2 separate regions of the Homo sapiens genome follow, and region 1 is linked to region 2. Evidence: read pairs that join two places in POLR2A ChIA-PET (ENCODE). Cell type or tissue: PC-9. All regions are shown on one strand. Links, peaks and the distances in the headings refer to the core of each region. The heading gives the core; the rest is flanking DNA.

Region 1 (8,338 bases), core at 60-8,059, 190 kb before region 2:
AACCTCCTAGGCTCAAGCAATCCTCCTGCCTCAGCCTCCCAAGTAGCAGGACTACAGGCCCATGCCACCAAGCTTGCCTTTTTCTTTTTCTTTTTCTTTTTTTTGAGACGGAGTCTTGCTATGTCTCCCAGGCTGGAGTTCACTGCAATCTCTGCCTCCTGGGTTCAAGCAATTATCCTGCCTCAGCCTCTCGAGTAGCCGGGACTACAGGTGCATACCACCATACCCTGCTAAGTTTTGTATATTTAGTAGAGACGGGGTTTCGCCATGTTGGCCAGGCTGGTCTTGAACTCCTGATCTCAAGTGATCCACCCACCTCAGCCTCCCAAAATGTTGGGATTACAGGCATGAGCCACCATACCCAGCCCCTGGATAATTTTTTGTATTTTCAGCAGAGAGAGGTGTTTTCCATGTTGCCCAGGCTGGTCTCCAACTCTTGAGCTAAAATGACCTGCCCATTCGGCCTCTCTAGGATTACAGGCATGAGCCACCATGCCTGGCCCCTAATTTTTGTTTTTTGATTCTTTTGTGGAGATGGGATCTTGCTCTGTTGCCTGGCTGGTCTTGCACTCCTGGCCACAAGTAAGGCGTCTGCCTTGGCCTCCCTAGTAGCTGGGATTACAGGCATGAACTACCATCCCCAGCCCTCTTGGTTAGCCTTATACTTCCTGATATTTGTTAGTTGCAATTTTGCAGGCTCCCTCTAATTTCAACATTTCTTGTTGCTTATGAGCAGAGAAAGGTAAGCTAAGATTTTGAAAATTTTTATCTCCAGCCTGGACCTTTCACAGGAAATCTGGACTGCTAATTGAAAGCAACACTGGAATATCTAAACAAGCACTTCAGGCCAGGTGCAGTGGGTCACGCCTGTAGTCCCAGCACTTTGGGAGGCTAAGGCAGGCGGATGACTTGAAGTCAGGAGTTTGAGCCCAGCATGGGCAACATGGTGAAACCCCGTCTCTACTAAAAATACAAAACTTAGCCAGGCGTGGTGGCTGACACCTGTATTCCTAGCTACTGGGGAAGCTGAGGCAGGAGAATAGCTTGAAACTGGGGTGGCAGAGGCTGCAGTGAGCCGAGATCGAGCCACTGCACTCCAGCCTGGGTGACAGAGCAAGACCCTGTCTCAAAAAAAAAATAAAATAAAATAAATAGGCCGGGCGCGGTGGCGCATGCCTGTAATCCCAGCACTTCGGGAGGCCGAGGCAGGCAGATCGCCTGAGGTCAGAAGTTCGAGACCAGCCTGACCAACATGGAGAAACTCCGTCTCTACTAAAAATACAAAATTAGCCGGATGTGGTGGTGCATGCCTGTAATTCCACCTACTCGGGAGGCGGAGGCAGAAGAATCGTTTGAATCTGGGAGGCAGAGGTTGCAGTGAGAAGAGACTGTGCCATTGCACTCCAGCCCGGGCAACAAGAGCAAAACTCCATCTCAAAAAAATAAATAAAAGGCCGGGCGTGGTGGCTCACGCCTGTAATCCCAGCACTTTGGAAGGCTGAGGTGGGCCGATCACTTGAGGTCAGGAGTTTGAGACCAGGCTGGCCAACATGGTGAAACCTCATCTCTACAAAAAATACAAAAATTAGCTGGGCATGGTGGCAGATGCCTGTAATCCCAGCTACTCGGGAGGCTGAGGCAGGAGAGTCACTTTAACCTGGGAGGTGGAGGTTGCAGTGAGCCAAGATCGCGCCACTGCACTCCAACTTGGGCAACAGAGTGAGACTCCGTCTCACACACACACACACACACACACACACACACACACACACAAATAAACAAGCACTTCAAATTTATGATGCCCAAACAGTCAGTCTGCTGAATTAGTTCTTTCTAGTTGCTTGTCTTGCAGTCTTTCCTATCTCAGAAAATGGCAACACACTATCCTTCCAGATGCTTAGACGAACACCTTGGAAGCAGCCTTCTCTTCTTGCTTCTCTCATATCTCATGTCCAACCTATTAGAAAATCCTGTTGGTTTTATGTTTCAAACTGTATTCAGAATCCAATCACTTCTCATAACCTCCTCTACTACCATACCAGTCTTAAGTCTCCATCACCTCTCATTTGGATTACTGCAATAGCCTGCTTAACTATCACATGTGGTAGGAGCTCAATAAATAACTGAAGAATGAATAAATGAAATGCCACCCAGGTATGGGTTATCATTGGCTCTTTTGTGTCTCATGGTTAAACTAGAGACCCCTCACCATATTTTGGGAGAGAGCGGAAAGACATAATATTTGGGCAGGAAATACTGTGTGCCCACAGAGGAGGCAATGTGAAGGGAAGTTAACTCGATCATGAAACAGACAGGAGAGAGAAATCAGCAGAACTGTGGCTCTGAGGACTCTGAGTGGGACTCAGCAAAGGCACACCAGGCCACCAAGTGCCCTGTCCCTGCCGCTCTGACTGCCCATCCTTTGCTCCTGTAGAGCTTGACTGGATACCCTGTTTCCCTCTGCTGACCAATTCAACCCAGGGTCCTATATGGTGATCTTCAAGAAGCCAGCCAGAGCTGGCTGGGTGCGGTGGCTCATGCCTGTAATCCCAGCACTTTGGGAGGCCAAGATGGGTGGATCACCTGAGGTTGGGAGTTCGAGACCCGCCTGACCAACATGGTGAAACCCCATCTCTACTAAAAATACAAAAATTAGCCAGGTGTGGTGGTACGTGCCTGAAATCTCAGCTACTCAGGAGGCTGAGGCAGGAGAATCGCTTGAATCCGGGAGGCGGAGGTTGCAGTGAGCCGAGATCGCACCACTGTACTCCAGCCTGGTGACAGAGTGAGACTCTGTCTAAAAAAAAAAAAAGAAGCCAGCACAGGTGAATGACCCTCCCTTAGGACCAAGTGAAGAGAGCAGTTTCCTTCTGAGCTTTGGAGCTGCGTCCTCTAGAGGGAGGGAATTCAGTGGAGCAGCGAAGTTCTTCAAACTGGGGCGAGAGAGGGAAACTAAGGAAGGGTTGTAGGTGTGGCCTGGCCTGGGATCCTTTCTACTCTTGTGCCACTCTAGGGTCCATCCTTCTCCCTCTCCCTATAGGGGAGATGCAGAAGCTGCTCTCTAGAGCCTAGGTCTTCTGCCTGCTTTGGGAGTCCTTCCAGGAGTTTGTAGTTTGTTCCCCTGTCTCTTATTAGCCATTTTTTCAGTAGGTACCTAAGGCCTGGTTCCTTCCTCTTGGTCACTCAGGAGCTCTTCTCCAGACTGGCTAAAGCAGTATGGTTTGGGAAAAGCACTTGGCTGGGTCTCCTACATGTTGAGTTCAATTTCCTCCTTTGGGTGTGTTTTAGCTTCCAGCTGGGATTTTTGCCATAGTAATTATAACAACCACACTCTGCATAGAGACTCTAAAAGCTATATAGGCAAACACATAAATAGAAAGGAATTCCTAAGGCAAGCCAAGTAGTTATCAGAATCTCCACCCCTACCAGAGTCGGAAGCTCTGTACTTGCCTCCTGGTAACTGCTTAGTGAGAATTATTTAGCCAGCTTGGATTCTTTCTACAACCACATTGAAATCAGATATCCTGAGGGAAGGGGAAGGTTTATCCCACCCCAACCCTGTTCCTCTCCAAGCCTTTCTCATCTAGCCAACAGCACTGTCATTCACATGTCTGCTTGAGACAAAAACCTAGAGGTTTGCTTTTATTCTTCCTTGTCCCTCACCTCTCATCTTATCAGCAAAGCTTATTGCCTCTACAAAATGTGCCTGGAGTCTATCTTCTTCTCCTCACTATTGGGTGTCAACTGTGTTCATCTTGGACAATTGCTAACTGATCTCCTTGCTTCCACTGTTGGTTCTTTCTTTCTTTCTTTCATCCTTTCTTCCTTCCCTCCCTCCCTCCTTCCTTCCTTCTTTTCTTTCTTTCTTCCTTTCTTTCCTTTTTTTTTTTTTCCTTTTGATTCAGTCTTGCTCTATTACCCAGGCTGGAGTGCAGTGGCATGATCTCAGCTCACTGCAACTTCTGCCTCCCCAGCTCAAGTGATCCTCCCACCTCAGCCTCCTGAGGAGTTGGGACTACAGGTGCACACCACAATGCCCAGCTAATTTTTGTATTTTTTGTAGAGACAAGGTTTTGCCATGTTGCCCAGGCTGGTCTTGAATTCCTGGGCTCAAGCTCTTCACCCTCCTCGGCCTCCCAAAGTGCTGGGATTACACGCATGAGCCACCGTGCCCAGCATCTGCTTCCACTTTCATACTGCTACGTATCATTCTCCCCATAGCTTCTGGAGCCATCTTTTAAGACAATAAATCCCATCATTGCCTTGCTCACAACCCTTGTTGGCTCTTGCGGCTATGAGGAGAATGAACTCCTACTGAACTTTTGATCATTTCAGACTTCTTCATGGCCCAAGAGGCTTTAATGTGGCTCAGCCTTCCTCTCCAACCACGCTTCTTAGGGCTCTCCCCCTCAGCTACCTGACCGTCTCTGTTCCTCAGTGTGCCAAGCTTGTTCCTGTCTTCAAGCCATGGGATTTGTTGTTGGCTATGCTTAAAATGCTCTATGAAGATTTCCTCATGGCTGACTCCTTGGTATTTAGGCCTGAGTTCAGTTACTATTGCTCCATAGTGAAACACTCCAAAACTCAGTGGCTTCAAAACAACAATCATTTATTTTGCTCATATATCTGTATTTTGGGCAGGGCTTCATGGGGAAGGCTCATTTTGCTCCATGCACCATCAGCTGGGGCAAATCAGCTAACTGAGAATTTGCCTCTGAGTTGGCTCACTCACATGGCAGTCCTCTATGAGTTAAGCAAGGGTTGAAGGCTGGGGCTTTAGCTATTCTCCACGTAGCTAGGCTCCTGGGAATGTGTCCTAAAAGAGTTGGGTAGAGGCTGGGCACGGTGGCTCACGCTTGTAATCCCTACACTTTGGGAAGCTTCAGCTCAGGTGTTCGAGAGCAGCCTGGGCAACATGGTGAAACCCCGTCTCTACAAAAAAAAAATACAAAAATTAGCTGAGCATGGTGACGTGTGCCTGTAATCCCAACTGCTTGGGAGGCTGAGGCATGAGAATTGCTTCAGCCCAGGAAGCAGAGGTTGCAGTGAGCTGAGATCATGCCACTGCATGGCATGGCATGTCATCCAACCTGGACAACAGAGTGAGACTCTGTCTCAAAAAAAACAAAACAAAAGTCAGGTGGAAGCTGTAATGTCTTTTCTGACCTAGCCTTGGGAGTTCTGTTGTATTTTATTAGTTGAGAAGACCAAAAGACCCATGGGAATTCAACTGAAGGGAACACAGAGTCTGCCACTTGAGGGAGTGGCAGGGTTCTGAAACAGCGTGTGGAAATTGAAATATTGTTTTTCTGGATAATTTTTGGGAAATACTATCTGCCACAGCTACTGCCACAGTGCAGTCTTCACTGACTGCTCTCTATGTATTAACCACTCCTCTACACCCCAAACAGCTATTCTCTACCATTTCAACATCTGCTTCCTCATAGCACCTGCCATTCTCTTGTTCCTTGATGTATTTGCTCACTTGCAGCCTTATAGAAGAATATAAGCTCCCTGAGAGCAGAAGTCTTGCATGAAGGGAGACCAGATGGAAGGCTGTTGCACAAAGGTCTGGCAGTTGCAGACAGAAAGGCATTGGCTATTTAGAGACATGTGTAAGGAGGGAGAGGTTGGTATTTAGTGATTGATTGACTATGGGGGATGACAGGATGAAGGTGGACACTGGGTTGCCAGTCCATCTCAGATCGAGGACTGGCATGGGACTGAGGGTATGCATACTTTAGGATTGCCTGGCAAAGGCCACGCTCAGACCTGTCCTACTGGAGGGGTAAGTGGTGCTTACCATATGTGTGGAGAGACTGACTAGATGCTCACCAAAACCCTTTCTTCTCCTTCCTAAGCTTCTAGCTAGGTCACACTTCCTAGCTCTCTTGCAGCTAGATAGGAAATCATATAAAGTTATGGCAAAAAAAATATAAGTAGGAGCTGACATATAGCACTCTGAAGCTTGGCCTATTAAAAACCATCCTGGAAAATTCTTTTTTTTTTGAGACTGAGTTTCGCTGTTGTTGCCCAGGCGGGAGTGTAATGGCTCGATCTTGGCTCACTGCCACCTCCACCTCCTGGGTTCAAGTAATTTTCCTGCCTCAGCCTCCTGAGTAGCTAGGATTACAGGCACACACCACCATGCCCGGCTCATTTTTTGTATTTTTAGTAGAGACGGGGTTTCACCATGTTGGCCAGGGTGGTCTTGAACTCCTGACACCCGGCCCATCCGGTAAGATTCTGCGTGGTGGCCGGGCGTGGTTGCTCTTGCCTGTAATCCCAGCACTTTGGGAGGCCAAGGCGGGCAGATCACCTGAGGTCAGGAGTTCCAGACCAGCCTGGCTAACATGGTGAAACCCCATTTCTACTAAAAATACAAAAAATTAGCCCGGCGTGGGCGCGCACCTGTAGTGCCTGTAATCCCAGCTACTTGGGAGGCTGAGTCAGGAGAATTGCTTGAACCCGGGAGGCGGAGGTTGCAGTGAGCCGAGAGCATGCCATTGCACTCCAGCTTGAGCAACAAGAGTGAAACTTCGTCTCAAAAAAAAAAAAAAAAAAAAAGATTCTGCATGTTCCCTTCCTGTTCCTGGGTGGCCTTGTAGGAAGTGTGTTAACCATGACAGCATCGCAGATGGGAGAAGTCTACGTTACTGAATTTGTGGAATAGAGAACTGCTCCCTAATCCCCCAATCTTTTTTATTTCATGACAGAATTTTTGAAAAAACAAAGAAAGTTGTAGAATGTCCCCACATTTAGGATTTGTCTGATGGTTTATTCACATTGTTATTTAACTTCTTCCTCTACTTCTTGTATTTCCTGTAAAATAAAAGTCAACTCTGTAGCTTCAATTGGATTTGAGTTTGCTTTTATGGTAAGAAGTTTTTCAAAGGTCACATTGTAGGCTGGGCATGGTGGCTCACACCTGCAATCCCAGCACTTTGGGAGGCCAAGGCAGGTGAGTCACTTGAGACCAGCCTGGCCAACTTTGTGAAACCCTGTCTCTACTAAAAATACAAAAGTTAGCTGGGTGATGCATGCCTATAATGCCAGCTACTCAGGAGGCTGAGACACAAAAATTGCTTGAACCTGGGAAACGGAGGTTGCAGTGAGCCAGGATCATGCCACTGCACTCCAGCCTGGGTGACAGAGCAAGACTCTGTCTCAAAGGAAAAAAGTGACATTGTACTTTATATTGCATCATACCAGCAGGGACATCATGTCAGGTTGCCCCACCATTGGTGATGTTACATCTGAAGATTGTGTTCAGATAGTAATTGCCAAGTCCCTCCATTGTAAAGGCTCTTCCCTCCCTTTGCTATTAATATGCATAGTAATGGAGTAGTATGGGATAACCCTTGGTCATCATTCTAATATATATATATATATATATTTTTTTTTTTTTTTTGAGATAGGGTCTCACTCTGTTGTCCTGGAGTGAGGGAGTGAGATCCTGGAGTGAGGCTGGAGTACACTGGCTCAATCTCAGCTCACTGCAGCCCCAACTTCCTGGGCTCAGGTGATCCTCCCACCTTGGCCTCCCAAGTAGCTGGGACTACAGGTGCATGCCACCACGCCCAGATAATTTTTGTATTTTTTTTGTAGAGACAGGATTTCACCAAATTGGCCAGGCTGGTCTCAAACTCCTGGGCTCAAGTGATCTGCCTGCCTCAACCTCCCAAAGTGCTAGGATTACAGGTGTGAGCCACTGTGCCTGGCCAATAAAAATGTTTACATGGCAAATATTATGTGTTAGTGGAATTATTCTTTCTGTATTTTCCTGAAGGGTCACCTGACCAGATTGGTTTTCTGGCCTCTTACAGGGTTGGTTCTGGCTTCTACATCTGCCTGTGGAGCTCAGTCAGGGGACCTGCCTTCTATAGGTATATCAGCTCTGGGCAAAAGGGACAGAACTAAGGGTTTGAATTTGTAGAAATGGATTCTAGATCTTAAGGCATGGTGAGCCCAATCAGATGCAGCCTTTCTGTGGGTCTTGTTCAGGAAACCTGAGGGCCTCCCTGAAGGACACCTCTATTACGAAGCTCTTTACCTGCAGCACACTGCAAACAATCATTCAGGGAATAATGACATAACCACATACCCTCATCTTCAACCAAGATCATCAAGTGAGGCATTCACATAGGAAACAGTTCTGCCACAAAGAACACAGAATTACAATGGAAAAAAAAAGTCCATTATGATGCCCACCAGCAATGATATGAAGATCAAATGGCAAATTGTCGTAGAGTAAGCACCATAATAAATTTGTTCTCTTAAAAAAAAGTTAACTTTTATAGCATTTTGGAGGAATATTGACATCTTTGCAACACTGGTT
Region 2 (8,338 bases), core at 165-8,164:
ATTAACCTTATATCCTTCAACTTTGCTATAGTTGCTTCAGATTCCACTAGTGTCTTTCCTGTTTTTGAGTTTCCCTAGAAATTCCTTCTTAAGTAGAATCTGAGCTTTGCAGTTCTTTCAGCTGTAATCTCCTGTTATTAGATAGGAACCCTGTTGATGTTATAGATGGTAGAATTATATGGGGAGGGGACATATTCAATACTCCTATGGTTAGGTCTCAGTCTTTTAATGGGTGTGAGCGCCTGGTCTCTGACATTCACAAGTGTGCCTCAGATATTGTATTCCTTCCTTAGGTGAGACAGGAAGACTAGAGAGGACTGGAGTTGGGTATTTTCCTTCCCGCATGCTGGTTAGGCTCTGGTTATATCGTTTCCTCTGAGGGCAGGCTGCTGTCACTGGAGAACAGAGAAGAACAATCCTGGGAGTATTTCTAAAAGGCTACTTTACCCCTGGGCATATTTCAGATCGTTAGCCCCCTACCCCCACCCCCTGCCATGAGCATGAGAGGATTTTCATTAGATTTTCACCCAGGTGGGGCTTCTTTAAATAGAACTCAGGGAAGTGTGGTCCTCTCCAAAGCTGAACCCCCGACCCTGGGAGTATTTAACCCCCAAGGTAGTCCACACTCAGCTTCTGGCAATCTGTCAATTCCCATTTAAGTGTTCCTATCAATTCCTGGCTCTAGTAGCTTCTGCTTTTGGTAAGCTGTGATTCTCTGTATTCACTTGTTTCTCCAGTTTTTCAGGTAGCAGTTTGCCCTGTGACCTCAATTCTCTGATGGGTCTAAGAAGGTTGTTGATTTTTAGTTTGTTCAGCATTTTTTGTTGTTGTTGTGAGGATGGAAGTGACAGCTTCCAAGCACTAAACATCAAAGCTGAAACCAGAAGTCCCTTATGAATTTTTATAATGTGAACATACTCATGTAAGCAGCCTCCAGAATAAGAACCATGACATTACCAGCAACACCCCAAATCCCCTTTACAGATGCTAACTCCTCCTTAAAGATAATCAGTATACTGACTTTTATCACCATAATTAGTTTTGCCTATTTTTGAATTTTTTATAAATGAAATCATTCAGTATGTATTTTCTTTTTATGTCTGGCTTATTTTGCTCAGCATATGTTTAGGAGTCATCCACATTGTTGGGTGAAGTAGTAGTTAATATATTTTCATTGCTGACTAGTATTATAATAGTCCTCCCTTAACTGTGGTTTTGCTTTCTGCAGTTTCAGTTACCAGGGTCAACTGTGGTTCAAAAATATTAAGTGGAAAATGCCTGAAATAAACAATGCTTAAGTTTTAAATTGCATGCAGTTCTGATTAGCATGGTGAAATCTCACACTATCTGCTTTGGCCTGCCTGGGACATGAATCCTCCCTTTCTCCAGCATATCCATGCTATATATACTACCTTCTCATTACTTACTTAGTAACTCTCTAGGTTAGCAGGTTGTCAGATAGACTGTTACAGTATCACAGTGCTTGTGTTCAAGTAACCCTTATTTTACTTAATAATAGCAAGAATAGTGATGCTGGTAATTCAGACATGCCAAAGAGAAGCTGAAAGTACTTCCATTAAGTGAAAGATGCAATTTCTCAACTTAATAAGGAAAGAAAAAATTGTCTGCTGAGGTTGCCAAGATCTACAGTAAGAACGAATCTTCTATCTGTGAAATTGAGAAGGAAAAAGAAATTCATGCATAGTATATTTAGGATTCAGTAGTATCCACAGTTTTAGGCATCTACTAGGTGTGGACATGGAGGGACTATTGTCACTGTAACTCTGTATCACAATTCAGTTTTTTATTCTTTTGTTGGTAGACATTTTCATTTTACTTTTTGAGCTATTACAAGTAATGCTGTTACACATTTCTTTGTACATGTCTTTTGAGGCACATTTGTAAGCCTTTCTGTTGGGTGTATACCCAGGAGTGCAATTGTTGGGTTGTAGAATGTGTGATGTTCAGCTTTTGTAGATACTGCCAAGCAGTTTTCCAAAGTAGTTGTACCAATTTATATTTTCACTAACAGGGTGTAAGAATTCTAATTGCTTCACATTGTCACTGATGCATGGTATTGTTTATCCTTTACATTTTAGCCATTATGGTCCATGGGTGGGTAAGTAGTAGTAACTAATTGCGTTTTAATTTATGTAACTGTGATGACTAATGAAACAGCACACCCTTACATGTGTTTAATTTCAGGAACTCTTATGAAGTGCCAGGAGGCTGAGGCCTTGGGAGGATTGCTTAAGGCCAGGAGTTTGAAACCAGCCTGGGCTACATGGTGAGACCCTGTCTCAAAAAAAAATCGTTATATACTATTTATATCATTTATGTCATTAAATTCTACTCAGTTGCCTTTTTCTTTTTAATTTGTAGGAGTTATTTATATATTTTGGATATGAGTTATTTGTTGGACACATCTATTGAAAATATCCTCTTCCACTCAGCTATTTGCATTTTATTTTATTTAATGGTATTTTTTGATGAACAAAAACTTTACAGTGGTAATATATTCTAATTTATCAGTTGTTAATGATTAGCAATTTTGTATCTTTTTTAGGAAATCTTGTCTATCCCAAGTTTATGAAGATATTTTAAAATGTTTTATTCTAAAATTTAAACTGATTTGGCTGTTATTTTTATATGTGCAATCCATCTGGAACTGGTTTTTGTGTTTAGTGTGAGGTAGGGTGCAAAAATTTATTTATTTTTATATGGATATCTATTTGATCCTGTACCATTGAGTGAAAATCTGTCCATCCCCCTCTGCTCAGTAGTCTAATCTTTGTCATAACCAAGTAACTGTATATATGTGCGTTTGTTTCTGGAATCCCTAGTTTGTCACATTGAGCTATTTGTCTCTTCTTTGCCAGAACCATACATTTAATTGTTATTGTTTTACATAGCTTGAAATCTGAAAGTTTAAGTTCAGCTTTGTCCTTTTTCAAGGGTTCCTTGTCTATTCTTGGCCCTTTGCATTTCCATATAAATTTTAGATTCAGTTTTTAAATTTATATACACACACACACCATGCCGGGATTTTGGTTGAGGTTCAGATCTCCAGAAGTATTAGTGGGAGCAATAGTTCCTTAATTCTTGCATGTCTAAAACTCTTTGTTGCTTTTATAGTTGAATATCAGTTTGGCCAGTGTAAAATTTTAGAATTGCCTTTTCTTTCTTTGCAAATTTTACAGGAATTACTCTAATTTTTAAATTTTTATTTATTTATTTTAACTTAAAAAAATTTTTGGCTTTGCATGTTGTAGAGAAATCTCAAGATGGCCTGATTATTTCCACCTCAAAAGTGACTTGATCTTTGTGCCTTCCTACCCAGGTTTTTTTTTTTCTTTAAATTTTGAAGCCCAGAGATTTTTGCTAGAAAATGGCTTAGTTTTAAATATTTTTTCTCTGTTTTCCCCAACACATGGTCAATATGTAAAGTCAAAATTTTTCTTATGTCACGAAAATTATCTATAATTGTATCTTAAAATATTTGTTAAGTTGCATTGTTTTTTTCTGTCCTCCAAAGACTCTAATTATACACTGTTCATCTTCTTTGTCTTCTGTATCTGTAATGTTTTGTCAATTAACAAAATACTTCCTTTTTATTTATTTTCTGACTTATATATACATACTATGCCCCTTGCAGGGTTTTAGAAAATGTCTGTTCTTTCTCGTCTGTGTTCCAGTTTTGCCTTAATTGATTTCCAGTTCAAATTTTATCTTCTCTTATTTTCTCACCATTTCTTCTTTGAACTCTTAGTACATTTACTAGGTACTCTTGTTGCATAGAGGTGATTGTTTCATTAAGATTTCTAAATTAATGGCAAATTTATTTTCCTTCACAATTTTAATCTTCTTTGCATTAATATTTCTCTTAAGTATATTTGTTGTCTGCCATCTGTTTTTCTCATTTGTTTCTTGTAGCATCTTTGAATAGTTCCTGTGCTGATTCCTTTTAAATTATTCATCTTTGAAGATGACGAGGCTTTACTAGACTAGCTATTTTCGAGAGGTTTGTGAGGAAGAATGGCCAGGGCTTAGTTACAGGTTAGGTAGAATTTTTCTTATGATTAAGGCTTTTATTTGTGAGTTTGTTTAACATTTATTTCATTCTAGTCCATAAAATAAGCAGCTGTAGAACTTTTACAAAGCAAAGTTTGTCTTTGTCTCATTGCCTGAGTAATATGACTTGTCTGTGTGATTCTTTGTTTAGCTGAATTTGCCGTGTTTCTTGGAACCAATGTGAATTCAGAAGTGCTCTTAATTTTAGTCCAGAGACTCCTTTCCAGCTTTTGCAAAGAAAGGATTGCAGAGATATACCTTGCTGATTCTTAGTGACATCTGCCTAATCTTCCCACCTTTTGGCACTTACTTAGTGGTTTGGAGTTTTAGGGGGCTTTTAGTTTTACTGAAAATGGAGTTTGGAGGCTTTTCCCCCTTTTCTATTCTTGTTGCCTTTGGGATAATTTCCATTAAAAGAAGGAGGGAATGTTCAAACTGAAAGTCAGCATTCACGTTAAAATATGATAGCACTTTAAAGACATTCCATTCACATTTCTACCAGCAGTACATGAGTTTCTGTTTCTCCATAACTTCCACGACACTTGCTTATCAACCTTAAATTTTTTTTCTCAATAAGTAGGTAAAAGGCTGGGCGCTGTGGCTCACACCTTGGAGATGCCAGGAACTGCAGGGCCTCAAAGAGGGAGTTACAGCCCTGGCTCCAGGAGCTCCCAGTCTGGGCTCCCTGAAGGACCACAGCTCTTCTTTCCTTCTCTTTGCCCACAACATAGCGAGCAAGGGGTATGTCTCAGCCCTGTTTTTATTATAGCTCTTTTAGCCTTATTTGGTGAGTCCCAAGTTCTTGTCTTGTGCCCAGGAAGAATGAGGTATGCAGACAAGTGGAGGGTGAGCAAGACAAAGAAGAGCTTTATCAAGCGATAGAACAGCTCACGGGAAACCCACAGGGAGCAGCTCCTTTCTGCAGCCAGGGTGTCCCAATGAGTATTCAGCTCCTAGCATAGAGGATAGCTCCTCTCTGCTAGGCAAGTCATCCCAATAAGTGTTCAGCTATCAGTGGAGAGTGTAGCTCCTCTCTGCTGCTGGTCATCCCATCGTCTGTGCAGCTCTCAGCAGAGAGGAGGCTCTAGAGTGGGTAGCTCCTCTCTGCAGGCAGGTCATCCCATCATTTCTGCAGCTCTCAGCAGAGAGGAGACCCTAGAGTGGGTTGCTCCTCTCTGCAGCTGGTCATCCTGATGTATGCTCAGCTCTGAGCTTGGGCTTTTATGGGCCTCAGAGGGGAGGAAGTTCATGCCATTTGGCCCATGGGTGGTCACGGGCAAGCCCAAAAAAGGCACCACAAGTTCCCACTCCAGTCCACGGGACTGGCAGCCTGGCCCCCAGCCTTCAGGCCCTCCCTGACCTGAAGGTGAGAGCCTCACTGGGGACCTGCCCCCTTCCACCCAGGAACTGTCTGCCTTCTGCCGCTGTTCATGGCATCCAGGCTGTAGGTGCCAAGGGGTGCCTGCAGGCCAGCGCTGAGATGCCCTCAAACTCTCCTCGGCTTCCCTCCTATGCTTGTCAGTGCCCAAAGTCTGGAGCGGGCTGAGGTGGCAAGAAGGAGCTGGTGTGTCAGCACTGCTCCAAGTGTGTGCACACCTAGGCTGCAGCAGTGCCTAGGCTCAGCCCCAACTTTGCTCTGAGATTGGAGTGGGCACTGACAGCAGGGAGAAGCCAGGCAGTGGGAGCAGGCACTTGCAGAGATGCCTGGGTCTTCAGACATGGTATTGGGAGCAGGCACATGCAGAGATGCCTGAGTCTGCAGCCATGGATTGAGCAGCTGCAGCTGTGCCCAGGGGCTCAGGTCTCCTGCCTGCTCTGTGGAGTGGGAGAATTGGGTTTGCAGCCTCTGTTTGGGTGGCTGCAGCTGTGCCTGGGAGGGTAGGGCTCCTGCCTGTTCCTAGGCCCCAAGAGCACAGGAATGCCTGGACCCAGAGCCATGGCTTGGGTGGCTGCAGCAGCACCTGGGGAGCTCCTGCCTTAACTCTGAAGGAGTGGGGCTCCTTCTTGTTCCCAGCTCCTACCAGCTCCATGGAGTGTGCAGCCCCGGGCACGCCTACCTGGTGCAGCCAGCATGATGGTAGTGGCTACTCCAGATGGCTCACCACTAGCTAGGCCTTGACTATAGGGAATGTCTCTAAATTTTCTCCCCTAACTTGGATTATTGTTGTAGGTTTCTGTTAGATTATCAACTTGAGGAATTTTTCTTCAGTTGGTAGTTTGTCAAGAAATATTTTTATTTTCTTAAAAAAATCAAGAATGGATGTTCAAATTTATCATGTGATATTAGCATGTACTTTCTTTAGGTATTTTGTATTTACGTTCATAAATGTGGTTGGCATAGCTTTCTTTGTTTATGCTCTTCCTGGTATAAGAGTTATGCTAGCCTTGTGAAATGAGTTGTAGCTATCTATTTCGTTTTTCTATGCTCTGAAATGGTTTCCACAACCTAGGATTTTTCTCTTCTTTGAAAATTTGGCAGCATTTGCTCATTAAATTTCGTAAACATTAGGGTATTTTTCCATATTTTTTGTCATTATTGGTCTCTGAGAAAAGCATAATTTCAACTCCCCTCACCACCACCCCAACAAAGCATTTAAGGATACAAATCTTTTGAGCTCCTTGCTTGTTATACCCTATAGTTTGTAACTTCTATTTCATTTCTAGTTGATAATAACTATTTTGATTTTCTCTCTGACTTAAGAATTAGGTAGAAATTATAGTTTCTAATACACAGATATTTTCAAACTTCTCATTATAATTTTTATTTTTAATTCTATTGCATTGTGTTAGTGAATATGGACTGTATGATTTCCTTTGTGGCCTAATACGTAGTCAATATTTCAATGTTTCATGTGTATTTTATGAAAATGTGTATTTTCTATTTGTTGGGTGCAATTTTCTGTGTTTTACAGTTATAACCAATTTATTATTGTGTTATTTAAGTCCTTTTGGTAGTATCCAATAGAACTTTCTGAGATGATGGAAATGTTCTGTATCTGCACCATCTAATAAAGTAGCTACTAGCTGCATATGACTATCAAGCACTTAAAATGTGTCCATTGGGACTGAGGACCTAAGTTTTAAATTATATTTAATTTTAATTATTTTAAATTTAAATTTAAACAGTCATGTTTAAATAGGCTACTGTATGGATGGCACCTCTCTTTATAATTAATTTTGGTCTAGTTTATCTCTTAATTTCTGAGAGGTGTTTAAAAATCTTTCACTAGGACTGTGGATTTGTTGGTTTCATTCTTCTTGGCACTCAATGGGCCTTTTCACTCAGAGACTTTATGTCTTTCTTCAACCTTGGGAACTTTTTTCTGATTATTTATGCGAGTGTATTCTCTCCTTCTATCTTCTCTAATCTTTGTTTCTGAGACCCACTTTTTTGGGTAATATTTTATCTCTTGGAATTCTGTTTCTCCTAATCCTTTTTAAAAAAATTTCCATTTCTTTGTTGTTTTGTGTTGTGCTCATGGAGAATTCCTTGAGTCAGTCTTCCAATTACTTGATTTGCTTTTAGCTGTGTCTAGCCTTTTATTCAGCTCTGATTTATGATTCCATTGTAAGATCCCAAGAACTTTAATTTTTTATGGCTATGATTTTCTCTTGCACTTTTATGTACATAGTGATTACCCTTATTGTAAAAACTTACTCTGCTGTATTAAGTCTCCTTCTTTGGGTGTTCATGTGTGTGTTTGTATGTGCACTTCTCTTTCATGGGCTGATTTTTTGTATCTGAGAGTTTATTAGCCTGTGGATGCTGAATTTGTTAACTACACTCTGTGATTATGTGGGGAAGAGTACTTTTCACAGAGTGTGCCACTAGTTTGTCTTTTGGCTGTGGGAGCACCCTGTTCTTCAGGGTGTGTTCAGGCACTCCATGTACTACCCTCATTCTGTGGTCTCCCTTACTGACCCCACTTGGGCTATATATCATTACCTGGTCTTAGCAAGTAAGGGTCAAAGGAGAGGATGATCCCATCTGGCTGCTCTTCCTGTGGTTTCGCTGACCAGTTACCTAGCAGGTTGTCTCAAGGCCTGTTTGTTAGGAACTGTTAAGATCTGAAATTTTACCTTACTTGCAAACTAACAAGTTAGTCTGCCACAGTTTCATAGATGTTGGCAGAAGACATGAGACCTCTGGGTTGGAGACAAAGGATTTCACTACTCATGGTTCATCAGGCAGCATGAAGTTGTTTGTCATGTCAATTCCCCTTGCTTCTTCCCAACACCCTCAAGTCCCACAGGAGTGACACAGAGC

The links. ChIA-PET counts read pairs that join two places held together with the same protein. Peaks named below come from ENCODE experiments on the same cell type or tissue, not always from the same donor. Only the 100,000 strongest peaks of a DNase experiment are listed, where the experiment ranks them.
Region 1: POLR2A ChIA-PET joins it to region 2 with 19 read pairs; 2 of 35 experiments call an interaction of 5 or more read pairs at or near these places.

Annotation. Positions count from the first base shown.
Region 1 is chr3:138,895,163-138,903,500 of GRCh38, forward strand. LOC124906289 (a long non-coding RNA gene) reads right to left here. Exons shown (of 2, transcript XR_007096114.1): 2 at 4,593-4,932. Among named protein-coding and RNA genes, the nearest start is that of LINC01391, 45 kb to the right of the region's middle. In PC-9, for the core only: no CTCF peak of the experiment used is centred there; a DNase peak (open chromatin) is centred at 3,349; H3K27ac peaks cover 665 bases.
Region 2 is chr3:139,083,169-139,091,506 of GRCh38, forward strand. No RefSeq gene overlaps it. Among named protein-coding and RNA genes, the nearest start is that of BPESC1, 17 kb to the right of the region's middle. RefSeq lists an enhancer at 5,765-6,489. In PC-9, for the core only: no CTCF peak of the experiment used is centred there; no DNase peak of the experiment used is centred there.